Linked DNA regions of Homo sapiens: region 1 is linked to region 2. A link is an interaction called in ENCODE POLR2A ChIA-PET data of the cell type or tissue named here. Cell type or tissue: A673. All regions are shown on one strand.

Evidence for each region. ChIA-PET counts read pairs that join two places held together with the same protein. Peaks named below come from ENCODE experiments on the same cell type or tissue, not always from the same donor. Only the 100,000 strongest peaks of a DNase experiment are listed, where the experiment ranks them.
Region 1: POLR2A ChIA-PET joins it to region 2 with 10 read pairs; 2 of 35 experiments call an interaction of 5 or more read pairs at or near these places.

The regions. Positions count from the first base shown.
Region 1 is chr17:10,648,484-10,656,483 of GRCh38, reverse strand. It overlaps MYH3 (myosin heavy chain 3), which reads left to right. Exons shown (of 41, transcript NM_002470.4): 2 at 336-394; 3 at 1,412-1,623; 4 at 3,921-4,064; 5 at 4,816-4,972; 6 at 6,083-6,110; 7 at 6,799-6,907; 8 at 7,835-7,927. The coding sequence starts at 1,420. Among named protein-coding and RNA genes, the nearest start is that of MYH3, 4.8 kb to the left of the region's middle. In A673, no CTCF peak of the experiment used is centred here; a DNase peak (open chromatin) is centred at 3,303.
Region 2 is chr17:9,501,526-9,509,525 of GRCh38, reverse strand. STX8 (syntaxin 8) reads left to right here. Exons shown (of 8, transcript NM_004853.3): 5 at 4,364-4,488. Among named protein-coding and RNA genes, the nearest start is that of STX8, 70 kb to the left of the region's middle. RefSeq lists enhancers at 1,419-2,286, 2,287-3,155. In A673, no CTCF peak of the experiment used is centred here; no DNase peak of the experiment used is centred here.

The DNA.
Region 1 (8,000 bases), 1.1 Mb before region 2:
CTCACTGCAACCTCTGTCTCCCAGGTTCAAATGATTCTCCTGCCTAAGCCTCCAGAGTAGCTGGGATCACAGGCATCTGCCGCCACGCCCAGCAATTTTTTAAATTTATTTTTTATTTTTAGTAGAGAAGGGGTTTCACTATGTTGGCCAGACTGGTCTCAAACTCCTGACCTCAGGCCATCTTTCCGCCTCGGCTTCCCAAAGTGCTGGGATTACAGGCGTGAGCCATGGCGCCTGGCCCCTTTATCCTTTTTAGTTAACTCGTCAGAAGCCGATTCTACATGGACGCAGCCACCCCAAGTGCCGCTAAGTTGTGTATGTGCATATTCTTCCAGGTCTGGGATCTCCTGGCTGTTGCTGTCTTCTGCTCTCATCCTGCAGGTGGGACTCTCAGGTGAGAAGTTGGGCCCTGTCCCTCGGCTGTTGGAGATCTCCAGGCAATCCAAGCTTGCCAGTTCCTTTCTCCCTCCTCCCACCGGCCATAAGGGCACAGAGGGACAGGGGAACTAGCACATTTAGACAAGGACAGGTCGTGGCCGGGTGCAATGGCTCACACCTGTAATCCCAGCACTTTGAGAGGCCGAGGTGGGCAGATCATGAGGTCAGGAGTTCAAGACCAGCCTGACCAACATGGTGAAACCCCGTCTCTACTAAAAATAGAAAAATTAGCAGGACGTGGTGGCAAGTGCCTGTAATCCCAGCTACTCAAGAGACTGAGGCAGGAGTATCGCTTGAACCTGGGAGGCAGAAGTTGCAGTTAGTGGAGATCGTGCCACTGCACTCCAGTCTGTGACAGAGTGAGACTCCATCTCAAAAAAAAAAGGCAAGGACAGGTCAGGCGGGAGAGGAGGTGGCATTTGGGGGACTGTCAAACAGATGCTGATGTCAGATGCTTGATTTTGTTCTTAGCAACCCAAGGAAGCAAAAGGCAGGTTCCCGCATACGAGCGTGTAGCCACCTTGATTGAAATGGTTCAAAAATATCTTTGCTGTTTGCCATTAGCACACTCTCTTTGAAGATGGCGTTTATTTTTTAAGGGTGTTTATTTTTAAACGTTCCCTCAGCAACACCTGGTTGTCACAGAAGCGGAAAAGGCGGTCCCAAGAGTGGTGCTCACTTCCAAACCCCTTATCGCCAGTTCAAGCCTCAGATGCTTGAGGAGCTTGGGTTAAATAGGCTGTAAGACTGTCGCACAAGAAGCCCCTCAATAAATATGCACCCGTGTGATTTCCCAGCACTGAAGCCCTTTGGGTGGAGCTTCTCAAGGCATGAGGACAGCCTGGTTCCTGGGGCCCTGACTCTGAGGGCTCCTGCGGCTGAAGGAGGGCAGGGTGGAGGCTGAAACAGGCCTGGAGCTGCTGGGTGCCTGGCAAGGGGGCTGCTGAGCTCACCGGGTGGGTTTGCCTTCCAGCTGACACCATGAGTAGTGACACTGAAATGGAAGTGTTCGGCATAGCTGCTCCTTTCCTCCGGAAGTCAGAAAAGGAGAGGATCGAGGCTCAGAACCAGCCCTTTGATGCCAAGACGTATTGCTTCGTGGTGGACTCAAAGGAAGAATATGCCAAGGGGAAAATCAAGAGTTCTCAGGATGGGAAGGTCACTGTGGAAACTGAGGACAACAGGGTAAGGCTCTGTACCCTCCACAGGCTGCTGGCCCTCCACCTGGTCCTTGTGCTTGCCTGGGGTATGCATCTGCCCAACCCCAGCCACTTCCAGATGTGGTTCCAGCACTGGAATGCCGCATACAATGTAGCCTGGGGCTTCCCAGGTATCCTCAGAGAAAGCAGAGTGAATACTGGCCTCAGGTTCCAGGGTGGGAATAGAGTCTGGCTGTGGCTGATTAAAACAATTAGTTTTCAGGTATTTTTGTCCACGTTCACTGTAGGCCAGAGGGGCCCAGCTCCACGTGTCCCAAGGGTGTGGAGTTGGGAGTTCAACATGAATGAGCGCTGTTTCAGAACACTCTCCTTTGGTAGCCTAGATTTGTCCCAAATTATTCTATCAATGGCCATCTAACCAAGGAAGTAAGGAAAATGTGTTAGGGATCCTAGGGGACCACAAGCTCAGTGAAATAGCAGCCTCCTTGTATCATGAAGGGGATGAGCACTGCAGCCCATTACATTCTGGCCCAAGCCACTGTGGGGGTGCTGCGAGGAATTCTGGAGCTCACTAGTTTCTAAAATCCACATCAGGAGAATCTGGAAAAGTCCCAAGAAAAGTAAAAAGCAAAAAAAGGAAAAAAGAAAGAAAGAGTGAAAGAGAGATGGAGGGAAGGAAGGAAGGAAAGAAAGAAGGAAGAAAGAAAGCAAGGAAGGAAGGAAAGAAAGAAAGAGAAAGAAAGAAAGAAAATAAAAGAGACAAGTAAAGGAAATACTATCATTGGGTTGGGCATGAAGGAAAAAAGGCATTAAAAACCGCCCTGCACGTGAACCCGGGAGGTGGAGCTTGCAGTGAGCCTAGATCACGCCACTGCACTCCAGCCTGGGAGACAGAGCAAGACTCGGTCCCCCCAAAAAATAAGAACCGCCCTGCAGTGCTACCAAGCATTGGAGCTCCGAAAAGGTGGCTCTCTGTGTATTTCCAATAAGGAGCTAAGAATGGGCTGCTAACACGTCAGGGAAGGAGGAAGCTAGATACAGTGAATGATAATCTAAGATGAACCTAAGAGACCATCATAGACAGCCAGGGCCCATTGGCCGGGATGGTTTGAATGAATCCCTGCTTGAAGGCAGGGAAAAGGCAGGTTTCCCATCCACACTGCCCAGAGACAGAACCAGGAAAACTGACCATTTCAGAGGAGGTCACAGAGAAAAAGGAGGTGAGGACAGGGCAGGGAAGAGGAAGACAAGTTCCCCACCCCCTGTGCCTGAGGTCCTCCAGCTTCCCGAGGGTGTGGGGGTTTGTCCTGCTGAGAGAAGTGCAGGTGCTCAGAACCACTGCTCTGCCTCATGGTGCCGTTTGCCTGGCTTATAACACTCTGACCCCAGAAAGGGCAGGAAAGGGGTGGGGAGGGCAACTGAGGGGCCCTTTCCTGAGCATGCTGGGGCTGGGTGGTGAAGGGGGAAGAGGTGGGCCGGGGGCTGGACAGCTGCTTTCAGAGAGCTCAGAATGTTGGCAATCCATGGGCACCAGCCTGGCAATCCAATGCCCCTTCCTCATTCTCTTCGGTCCCTGCCTCACGACTGCAGGGGACATATGCGTCATTTTCTCTCAGTAGACAGGAAAGAGCCAGCTGCTGGAGCTGGATTTTGGTCCAGGCAGTGTTACTGACTGAGCTGAAAGGTTCCTGCTGGCCCCGTTCCCAGCCACCATCACCCATATCCACCCACACAGATCCTCTTTTCTCATTTCCGACATCCGTCTCTCACCTCAGGCCCAATGGGGAGGAAGAAGACACCCTGAATAACAGAAACAAACCCCATTTCATCAGCACCACCACAAGCCGCCCCATAGCCTTTCCTCCTCTCGCTGTGAGCTGGGCTTGTTCTAGGGTTTGGCCCTTCCATCTCGGCTCAAGAGTCTCTTGGTCTTTTGGTGGGGGCAGCAGACAAGACGTGCAGACAGGCCAGGCACGGTGCCTCACACCTGTAATCCCAGCACTTTGGGAGGCTGAGGCGGGTGGATCACGAGGTCAGGAGATCGAGACCATCCTGGCTAACACGGTGAAACCCCGTCTCTACTAAAAATAAAAAAAATTAGCCGGGTGTGGTGGCGGGCGCCTGTAATCCCAGCTACTTGGGAGGCTGAGGCAGAAGAATGGTGTGAACCCGGGAGGTGGAGCTTGCAGTGAGCCGAGATCGCATCACTGCACTCCAGCCTGGGCGACAAAGCAAGACTCCGTCTCAAAAAAAAAAAAAAAAAAAAAAAAAAAAAAGACGTGCAGACCATCTTAGTGAAGCACTGTGCCTCTTCCTTTTTAGACCCTGGTGGTCAAACCAGAGGATGTGTACGCCATGAACCCCCCCAAGTTCGACAGGATCGAAGACATGGCCATGCTGACGCACCTGAATGAGCCAGCCGTGCTGTACAACCTGAAGGACCGTTACACATCTTGGATGATCTATGTCAGCGAGGGCTTTCGACGTGGTTTCCCTGGGGCATTAGATATGCGGGCAGGGGAGGGAGGCAGAGGTATGTGTGTGGGCCGTGGGATTCTGGAAGATGAGTGCTTGCCTAGCTGATGAACAAAACACAAAGACGGAGGAGAAAGAAGGCAAGAAAGCAAGAGGTGGATGGGGCAGGAAGAAGGAAGGTGGGAAGGAGGACCAGGAGCCGGAGAGCGGGGAAGCTGGGGCCAGGCTTGGTCACGGGGTGCTGTGACTTACCAACTGTGGGAGGGTCGCCACTCCCCTTTTTGAGTCTCAGTGCCTCACTATAAATAGGAATGGTAGCCTCCCCCCTTTATAAGTTTATCCCAAAGAAACATGAGATAATAATAAAGGCAGCTGGGTGTGGTGGCTCACGCCCGTAATCCCAGCACTTTGGGAGGGTAAGGCGGGTGGATCATGAGGTCAAGAGATCGAGACCATTCTGGCCAACATGGTGAAGCCCCATCTCTACTAAAATACAAAAATTAGCCGGGCGTGATGGCATGTACCTGTAGTCCCAGCTACTCGGGAGGCTGAGGCAGGAGAATTGCTTGAACCCGGGAGGTGGAGGTTGCAGTGAGCCAAGATCGTGCCACTGCACTCCAGCCTGGTGACAGAGTGAGACTCCGTCTCAAAAAAAAAAAAAAACAATAATAATAATAAAGGCAAGGGGTTTTCCATATGCACATACATACATATACGCACGTATATGTTTTTCCTCCCACAGACCTACTCAGGCCTCTTCTGTGTCACTGTCAACCCCTACAAGTGGCTGCCGGTGTACAACCCCGAGGTGGTGGAAGGCTACCGAGGCAAAAAGCGCCAGGAGGCCCCACCCCACATCTTCTCCATCTCTGACAACGCCTATCAGTTCATGCTGACTGGTGAGTTTCCCAGGAGGAAGCATGGGATGCTGGAGCAGGCACTGCATGAGGCGAGCGGCAGTTGCCCCTTACTCCCAGGCTGGACCCCATCTGGTGTTTAGCACAGGGAAAGGAGGAAGAAGGAGCCAAAAGAGGCAGAAAGGGGCTGCATCATGTAGGGCCCCGCATGCCAAGGTGACGAGTTTTGGATTTAATGCAAGTTAGAATATGCAAAACGGATATGGATGTTTTCATGGATCAAAACCAAAAACTGATCATTTTATATAGTTCAGCCTAATACAGCAAGAACGATGAGAAGCCACTGGCTGGTTTTTTTTTTTTTTTTTTGAGATGGAGTCTTGCTATGTTGCCCAGGCTGGAGTGCAGTGGTGTGATCTCGGCTCACCACAACCTCTGCCTCCCGGGTTCAAGCGATTCTCCTGCCTCAGCCTCCCGAGTAGCTGCGACTACAGGTATGCACCACCATGTCCGGCTATTTTTATATTTTTAATAGAGACAGGGGTCACTTTGTTGGCCAGGCTGGTCTCAAACTCCTGACCTCGTGATCTGCCTGCCACAGCCTCCCAAAGTGCTGGGATTACAGGCATGAGCCACTGCACCCGGCTGCCACTGGCTGATTCTGAGTGGAGACTTGCCCTCTCTGAGTCTCAGTCTCAAGAAGGAGGCTTTCGATATTGACCAAAGGATACAGCTGGAAAGGAGAAATCGGTGCTGGTGATCTGTCCCATAGAATGGTGACTCCGATAAGTAATAATGCATTGTATATTTCAAAATCCCTAAAATAGTATATTTTAAATGTTTTCTCCACAAAAAAATAAGTATGTGAGGTGACGGATTTGTTAATTAGCTTGATTTAATCATTCTGCCATATAAACATATATCAAATCATCATGTTGTACCCTACAAATATATACAAATATTGTTTGTCAATTAAAAATAAAATAAAATAAAAAGCAGATGGAGGCTCTTCAGATTCCCACCTAAAGGCTAAACAAAAAATGTAAAGGAAGAGGAATTGTGCAATTTAACTCTGGCTACTTGAGAGTTGGGTAGAATCGGGAAGCTCTTTTTCTATTGCCATCAACTCTATTTTATTTTTTCCTCTGGCAGATCGTGAAAACCAGTCCATTCTGATCACGTAAGTATCCATGGCATAGAGTGGTTTCATAGCTGTGCCACTGGCTCTATTCTGTTCATTAGAAAGTGTTTGGAGCAGAGTCTATAATAAAAAGATCAGGCTGGGCGCGGTGGCTGACACCTGTAATCCCAGCACTTTGGTAGGCTGAGATGGGCGGATCACGAGGTCCAGGAGATCGAGACCATCCTGGCTAACACGGTGAAACCCTGCCTCTACTAAAAAAAATACAAAAAAATTAGCTGGGTGTGGTGGCGGGCACCTGTAGTCACAGCTACTCAGGAGGCTGAGGCAGGAGAATGGCGTGAACCCAGGAGCCGGAGCTTGCAGTGAGCCGAGATCGCGCCACTGCACTCCAGCCTGGGCAGCAGAGTGAGATTCTGTCTCAAAAAATAAAAAATAAAAGAGAAAAATAAATAAATAAAAAATAAAAAGATCGATTTGGGGATGGGGAGGAAGGTCTGCATAAGGCCTCAGAAAAATGGAATTACCCATCCTTGGGTCAGCTGAGCAAGTGCCTGTGGCACCTGTGCCCTGGGCGTCTGCCTTCTCAAGTGGTCTGTCACATTAGTGTGGTGAGTGTGTGTCAGAGATGGCTCAGACCATGCCCAGGCCTCAGTATGACATCCTGAAAAGCCTGTTTATACTAACAGACTTGTTTCTTTCTCTCTCTTTTGATCACTCTGTACAGCGGAGAATCCGGGGCAGGAAAGACTGTGAACACCAAACGGGTCATCCAGTACTTTGCAACAATTGCAGCTACTGGGGACCTGGCCAAGAAGAAGGACTCCAAAATGAAGGTATAGATGGGAGAGGAAGGCTTGCTTTGCTTCCACTTTTAACTGTGGTCTTAACCTCAGAATGAGGGGGCCAAATGTCCTCACATTCCCCCCTCTTCAGAGAATGGAGAACAGGCTAGGATTTACTATCTTGAAGGACAGCCAGTCACCTTAGACAACGCAGTGTCAAGTTGGTCTTGTAGGACTAGATCCCGGGATTTCTTAGAAGACAAGGCTCTAGGGCTAAACTTCAGAGGTCAATCTGCAGACGGCTCAGAGAGCTTGTTCTTTTGTGGAAGAATCACATATACCAATGTGAGTGACTCACAGCATATCCTGGGCTTTTGAAACAAATGTATTACAGCAGCATGAAATGAATACGGACAACTGACTGGAGAATCAAGGGATTGAAGTGTTAAAGGAATGCTCAGTCAAGAGATCCCCAACTGTAGTGCCAAATATAACAAAATGGCAAAAGTGTTTTGAGTAAGACATGCTGCTGATTTGGTTGGTCCTAGGATTGGAAAGTCAAGGAGGGTGGGGCTTTATCAGGGCAAGCCAGAGTCACAGAGTGGGTGAGCATTTTTTACTGTCATTCTGTGGCTTAAAAACATGTTTCCTCAGGCTGGGCTCGGTGGCTCACGCCTGTAATCCCAGCACTTTGGGAGGCCGAGGCGGGTGGATCACCTGAGGTTAGGAGTTCGAGACCAACCTGACCAATATGGAGAAACCCCATCTCTACTAAAAATACAAAATTAGCCGGGCATGGTAGTGCATGCCTGTAGTCCCAGGTACTCGGGAGGCTGAGGCAGGAGAATCACATGAACCCGGGAGGTGGAGGTTGCAGTAAGCCAAGATCGTGCCATTGCACTGCAGCCTGGGCAACAAGAGTGTAACTCCATCTCAAAAAAAAATGTTTCCTCTTCTTCCCTCAATTTCTTGCATTAGGGGACTCTGGAAGATCAAATCATCAGTGCCAATCCCCTGCTGGAGGCCTTTGGGAACGCCAAGACTGTGAGGAATGACAACTCCTCCCGTTTTGTGAGTCTGAGTTTGGTTAAGATGGAATTTGCTTTGTGCCTCACAAAATAGGCAAGAGCCCTGTCCTCAAAGA
Region 2 (8,000 bases):
AGACTGGTCTAGTGGTGATGGATTACCTTCGTTTTTGCTTGTCTGTGAAAGATTTTATTTCTCTTTCATTTCTGGAGGATATCTTTGCTGCATGTAATATTCTTGGTTGGCAGATTTTTTTTTTCTTTTAGTACTTTGAACATAAAATCCTATTCTCTCTTGGTTGGTAAGATTTCTGCTGAGAAATCTGCTATTAGTCTAATGGGAACTCCCTCATAGGTGATTTGATGCTTTTCTCTTGCTGGTTTCTTTTTGTCATTGTTGTTTGTTTGTTTTTGAGATGGAGTCTTGCTCTGTTGCCCAGGCTGGAGTGCAGTAGCGTGGTCTCAGCTCACTGCAACCTCCGCCTCCCAGGTTCAAGTGATTCTCCTGCCTCTGCCTCCTGAGTAGCTGGGATTACAGGCACCTGCCACCATGCCCAGCTAATTTTTTTGTATTTTTAGTAGAGACAGAGTTTCACCATGTTGGCCAGGCTGGTCTTGAACTCCTGACATCGTGATCTGCCAGCCTCGGCCTCCCAAAGTACTGGGATAACAGGCATGAGCCACCACATCCAGTCCTTCTCTTGCTGTTTTTAGAATTCTTTGTCTTTGACTTTTGATAATTTGACTCTAATGTGCCTAAGAGGGGTCCTGTTTGAATGGAATCTATTTGGGATTCTTTTAGCTTCCTGGATCTGGAAGCTCCCAAGACTTGGGAAGTTTTCAGCTACTATTTCATTCAATGTTTTCTGTACATTTGCCCTTCTTTTCTCTTTCTGGAACACCTACAGTGTGAATATTTGTTCACTTAATAGTGTCCCATGAATTCTGTAGGCTTTCTTCATTCCATTTTACTTTTTCTTCCCCCCATCTTTCTGTGTTATTTCACAAGATCTGTCTTCAAGTTCAAAAATTCAGCCACGCATGGTGGCTCACACCTGTAATCCTGGCACTTTGGGAGGCCAAGGCGGGCAGATCACTTGAGATTAGGAGTTCGATACCAACCTGGCTAACATGGTGAAACCCCATCTCTACCAAAAAATACAAAAATTAGCTGGATGTGATGGCATGCCCCTGTAGTCCCAGCTACTCAGGAGGACTGAGGAGGGAGAATCACTTGAGCCCAGGAGGTGGAGGTTGCAGTGAGCTGAGATAATGCCACTGCACTCCAGCCTGGGTGACAGAGTAAGAACCTGTCTCCAAAAAAATAAATAAATAAAATTCTGCTTGGTCTAGTCTTTTGGTAAAGCTCTAGCTTGTACTTATTTACTTATTCATTGAATTCTTCCACTCCAGGATACCTGTTTTGTTCTTTTTTATGGTATTTATCTTCTTGTTGAATTTCTTGTTCAAGTCATGAATTGTTTTCCTGATTTCATCAAATTGTCTAGCTCTATTATCTTGTATCTCACTGTAAGATTACTATTTTGAATTCTTTTTCTGTCATTTTGTATATTTCTCTATCATTGGGGTCTATTACACAGGAATTATTGTATTCCTTTGGAGGTGTCATGTTTCCTTGCTTTTTCATGTTCGATGTATCCCTATGTTGATGTCTATGCATCTGGTGGAATAATTGCCTCTTCCAATTTTATGTGGTAGGTTTTGCAGGGAAAGAAATATTTGTATGAATGGATCTTGGGGTGTTGGTTCAGTGGGATGCATTGGCTTTGGTTCCAGGTGGGCATAGTAGTGTAGTTTTTGTGTAGTTTCTTTAACTGTAATCCATGCCAGTGACATTTGTGAGTGTCTCAGTGGCCTCAGCTGAGAGGCTTTGTGGTGGTGGTGGCATGACTTTGCCAGGGATGTGTTCACCGGGCTATTTGTCAGGTCAGCGATGCATGCGTTCACATGGTGGGTTGTCCAACTTGGGGTCTCACTTGCTGGGGTTGGGGTTGGTGCCCTTACTCTGGCTGAGGGCACAGTTGCTTGGTTGCTTGGCCAGTCTGGGAGTATGCCTGCCAGAGGTGGCCTGTTGGGCTGTTTCTCAGGTTTGGGACATGGGCACACTGCTGCTCAGCTCTCCTGTGGGGAATGCCTGCTGGGGACAGCCTACAGGGCTATTTCTCAGGCATGAGAGGTGGGCATAAGTCTGCTTGATGGCCCCGGGGGCATGTCTGCCAGGAGTGGCCTGAGGAGTTGCTTCTCAGACCCGGGATATGAACACAAGGCTGCTCGGCTGGCCTAGGGGAGTTGCCGCTAGGGGTGACCCATGGGCTGTTTTTCAGGCCTGAGATATGGACACATGGCTACTTGGCTGGCCTGGGGGTATGTCTGCCAGGGGCAGCCTGCAGGGTTGTTTCTCAGGCCCTGATTGAGGTGTGGGGCCTTTGGGCAGGCCGGGGGCATGTCTGTAGGGGGCTGCACTGCCCGACTGTTTCATAGATCCGGGATGCAGGAGCGTAGTCACTCTGCTAGCCTGTCAGTTGCTCAGGGCCTTCTGCTTGCAGGAGGGTATGCAGCAGTTTGGTTGGCTCAAGAGTGGGTTTGCCCTGGGTGGGACTGTTTCTGTGGCTGAAAGTGCAGAGGGTGGTTTCCCTTCATTGCAGGACCAGAGTCACAGCCATTCCCGAGCCCTGGGTTGTGGAGTTCAGCCACCTGTGTAGCTTTGGTGGCATGAAAATGGAGTCCCAGTGCTGGAAAGGTGCAGTGGCTACTGGCCCCAAGAGGAAGGCACACTCCAGAGGGAGCTGTGGTCTAAAGATGGCGCCATGCTGTAGTAACTTGGCTCATGGAGTGGGTGGGGAGTGGGGAATGCTCCTAATCTGGGGCAGTGCAACTGTACGAATTCCCAGCAGCTCTCCAAACTGGGCTCAGAACTTGCAAGGACTGGGGGATCCTCCTGTAATAAGGACTGTAGGTGTTTGCAGTGGCAGTGGGGGCAGGTGGGAATCTCCCGCTTACCTTTTCCTCACAGGGAGAAGGCCTTCATATGTCCAGGCCTCCTCAGTCCTGGTGGAAGAGATGGGGCCACAGAGGCTGGGGGCCTTCATGCTGCCCTCCTAGACTTTCAGTCACCACAGGGGCCTCTCCACTTCCCCACTGCAGTTCAGCACTTTCCCACACTGAAGTCAAATCTTAGCTGTTTATTCATTGCCTTAGTCCTTTCCTAAGAAAGGTGGGTGGGGGGGGGGGGGAGCGGGTGAGCACCAGCTGACTCTAATCAGTCATCTTGCTGATGTCCCACCCATCATTTATTCTATGATTTTTCATGAATCTGTTGAGAGCTCTAAAGATGAGTCTAATGTTCATCTCTTTGTTGAATTGGTCAGAAGGTCGTGTCCTGGACAAGATGATCTTCTCAGCTTGGACAGAATGCAGACAGGTGGGGAGAGGAGAGGAGCTACTTGAGAGGAGAAAAATCCTGAAAACATGGGGACTGAGGTGGAAATCATGTGTTTCCTGTTCCTTAGACAGCGAGACCAACTGGTCTCGTGCAGAAAGGGCACATGGATTATTAGAGGGAGTAAGGTTAAGATTGACAAATCAGAATGTGTTTATTCTGTTATGAATGCTACATTATAGTCACAAAATTGGTATTGAAACCCTGCATGTGTTTCTGTCTCTGAGCAACCAAATACTCCTTTTTTTTTTTTTTTTTTTGAGACAGAGTCTTGCTCCGCTACCCAGGCTGCAGTGCAGTGGCGCCATCTTGGCTCACTGCAACCTCCGCCTCTCAGGTTCAAGCGATTTTCCTGCCTCAGCCTCCCAAGTAGCTGGGATTACAGATGTCTGCCGCCAAGCCCGGCTAATTTTTTTTGTGTTTATTAGAGACAGGGTTTCATCATGTTGGACGGGCTGGTCTGGAACTCCTGACTTCAGGTGATCTGCCCGCCTCAGCCTCCCAGAGGGCTGGGATTACACACATGAGCCACTGCGCCCGGCTCCAAATACCCTTTAATGGGAAATTATATGGTCTTTTTTTAAAACAACAACAACATTGTAATCTGTAGTCGCAACATTGTGTCTGCTTGAGAAATAATATTTGTACCTTTGGGGTCACGTAGCCTCTGAGACAAACTTTGTCCTAATAAAAAGGCCGCTGTTCGGCCTTCTGTTTTTGAAATTTAAGAACCTCATTTATTACCAACTTCTTTTAGGATTATTAACTCAAACATCTCTTGGAGGATTAGTACAAATATTATGTTCTCCCATCATCTCTATAACAGGCTGTAATTCTGAGGACCAAGCTTGTGCCTTATTCATCCTTGTATCTCGTCCAGCACTGAATACAGTTCCTGGCATAAACTAATGATGCAATAAATTGTGTTTGAATTGAATTTTCAAAGCATTCAAGGCTGGCCACCTCTGCACTTGTGGGAGTAATTTGCATTTGAGCTGCATGTTTTGAGATATATCATGCATTTAATATTGTTCTTTAGGTCCAGCCTGATGAGTGAAGAGGCTAAGCGAGGAGCACCCAACCCTTGGCTCTTTGAGGAGCCAGAGGAGACCAGAGGCTTGGGTTTTGATGAAATCCGGCAACAGCAGCAGAAAATTATCCAAGGTACTAAATATCCTGAGGAGTGTGGGCTCAGAAACCTTGCCAGAATTTTTTTTTTTTTTTTTTTGAGACGGAGTCTTGCTATGTCGCCTAGGCTGGAGTGCAGTGGCGTGATCTTGGCTCACTGCAACCTCCACCTCCCGGGTTCAAACGATTCTCCTGCCTCAGCCTCCCGAGAAGCTGGGACTACAGGTGCGTGCCACCATGCCCGGCTAATTTTTTGTATTTTTAGTACAGACAGGGTTTCACCCTGTTAGCCAGGATGGTCTTGATCTCCTGACCTCATGATCTTCCCACCTTGGCCTCCCAAAGTGCTGGGATTACAGGTGTGAGCCACCGTGCCCGGCCACCAGATTTTCTACTGGAGCCTTGTTTGTTCCTCATCCCCATTGAAAATTGGAGTGAAAACTGCTGGTCTTTTAAAGCTTTTGGTGTGTGCCTCAGGATACCTGAGGAATAGACAGTTGCTGTCACTCATCTCGGTGGCTCATGGAAGTGGTGATTTTCCATTGGGCAAGAGCAGAGAGAGCAGATCTGAATCTAAGTCCAAGCAAATTTGATGCTTATGCTCTTTACTTTAGCTTCACGACTGGGAATTAGTCTCCAAACACAAGACTCCATTTTATTTTTTAAATTATAAAATATGTCAGTTTGGCTTTTCTTTTTTATCTTTTGCCCTGTGGCTTTTTAACTTTTTTTTTTTAAACTTTCTTATATTTTTAAAATTTCAGAAGTATGCATGATTGTTATACAAAGTGTAAACAACATAGGAATGTATAAGATGAAAGCCCTCCATATTGTTTCTCCAATCTCAAACTGGAAACAGATTAATATGTATTTCCTTAGACCTTTTGTATACATTCACATACATATATTCAATATAAATATACTTATTTTACATAAATGGAATCATGAGATATTTAGCTCTCTCCATATATATATATAATTCCACACCTTTTTAAAACTTAGTATGTGTCGGCTGGGTGTGGTGGCTCACGCCTGTAATCCCAGCACTTTGGGAGGCTGAGGCAGGAGGATCACCTGAGATCAGGAGTTCGAGACCAGCCTGGCCAACATGGTGAAACGCCGTCTCTACTAAAAATAAAAAATTAGCTGGGTGTGGTGGCACGCACCTGTAGTCCTAGCTACTCAGGAGGCTGAGGCAGGAGAATCGCTTGAACCCAGGAGGCAGAGGTTGCAGTGAGCCGATATAGCATGTCACTGCACTCCAGCCTGTGCAACAGAGTGAGACTCCATCTCAAAGGAAAAAAAAGAAAAAACCACTTAGTATGTGTTATGGACTTTTTAAAATGTCAGTATGTACAGATACATTATTCTTTCTAATTCTGCTTTTTAAAATCAGCTTTATTGCCAGGCCTGGTGGCACATGCCTGTACTCCTGACACTTTGGGAGGCCAAGGCAGCAGGATGGCTTGAGTGTAGGAGTTTGACACCAGCCTAGGCAACATAGTAAAATCCCATCTTTAAAAAAATTAATGAATAAAAAGGAAGAGGGAGGAGGAGGAGGAGAAAATAAATCTAAAGTCAGCTTTATTGAGATGTAGTTGATATGATCATAAATGGCCCATGTTTGAAGTATATGATTTGATAAGCTTTGACATATGTATATGCCTGTGAAACCATCACTGCAATAAAAATAATGAACCTAATTGTTATTCCCAAAAGTTTTCTTCATGCCTCTTTGTAATTCTTCCTATTGTTCCTCCCTGCCATGCCCAGACAACTGCTGAACTTCTTTCTGTCACTATAAATTAGTTTCCATTTTCTATAATTTTATATAAATAGAACTATACAGTATGTACCTTTTGGGGAAGAAGGGGCTCTGGCTTCTTTGTCTAAGCATAATTATTTTAAGATTCATTGAACTGGTTATGTGTATCAGTATTTCACTCTTTTTTTTTTTTTTTTTTTTTTGAGACAGAGTCTGGCTTTGCTGCCTAGACTGGAGTGCAGTGGTACGATCTCAGCTCACCACAACCTCCACCTCCTGGGTTCAAGCAATTCTCCTGCCTCAGCTTCCCGAGTGGCTGGGATTACGGGCGCCCGCCATCATGCCCAGCTAATTTTTTTTGTATTTTTAGTAGAGATGGGGTTTCACCATGCTGGCCAGGCTGGTCTCGAACTCCTGACCTCAAGCGATCCACTCGACTCGGCCTCCCAAAGTGCTGGGATTACAGGCATGAGCCACCGCGCCCGGCCTGCATTTCACTCTTATATTATAGATTTGTATTCCATTGTATGGATTTACCACAATCTGTGTATCCATTCACCTGTTGATTAATATTTGGGTGGTTTTCAGTTTTTGACTGTTACAAAGAAAGCTGCTATTAGCATTCATGTATAAGACTTTGTATGGACGTAAATTTGCATTTTTTCTGGGGTAAATACCTACAAGTGGAATGAGTGAGTCATATAGTAGCTGTTTGACTTTTTAAATTTAAAACAATTTTTAATTTGCAAGTAAAAATTATATTTATGGTTTGCAATGTGTTGTTTCAAAATATGTATACATAGTAGAATGGGCAAATCAATCTAATTAACTTATGTATAAGCTCACATGCATATTTATTTATGGTGAGAACACTTAAAATCTACTCTCTTAGCAATTTTTAAGTATATTAGTTACCCTGTTGTACAGTCGATCTTTTGAGCTTATTCTTTCTGTCTAACTGAAATTTTGTATTCTGTGACCCACATCTCCTCATCTCTCCCCCAAACCCCAGGGCTGGGTAACCACTCCTCTGCTCTCTGCTTCTCTGTTCATCTTTTTCAGATTCTGCATATAAATGAGATCATATGGTATTTGCCTGGCTTTCTTTGCCTACAAATCCCAGCAGTGGGATTGCTAGTATCACTTTTAATTTTTTGAAGAACCTCCATACTGTTTTCCATAATGGTTGCAGTAAATTTACATCCCCACCAACAGTGTGCAGGGATTCGCTTTTCTCCACATTCTTGCCAACACTTGTTATCTTTTTTCTTTTTGATCATAGCCATTCTGACAGGTGTGAGGTGACAGCTCATCATGTTTGGTTTGTTTGTTTGTTTTTTGAGACAGAGTCTTGCTCTGTCGCCCAGGCTGGAGTGCAGTGACGCAATCTCTGCTCACTGCAAGCTCCACCTCTCAGGTTCACGCTATTCTCCTGCCTCAGCCTCCCGAGTAGCTGGGACTACAAGCACCCACCACCATGCCTGGCTAATTTTTTGTATTTTAGAGATGGGGTTTCACCGTGTTAGCCATGCTGGTTTCGATCTCCTGACCTCGTGATCCGCCTGCCTCGGCCTCCCAAAGTGCTGGGATTACAGGCGTGAGCCACCGTGCCTGGCCTGTTTATTTTTTTGAGACTGTTGCCCAGGCTGGAGTGCAGTGGCGTGATCCTGGCTTACTGCATCCTCCGTCTCCCAGGTTCAAGCGATTCTCCTGCCTCAGCCTCCTGAGTAGCTGGGATTACAGGCATGTACCACCATGCCCAGCTAATTTTTGTATTTTTAGT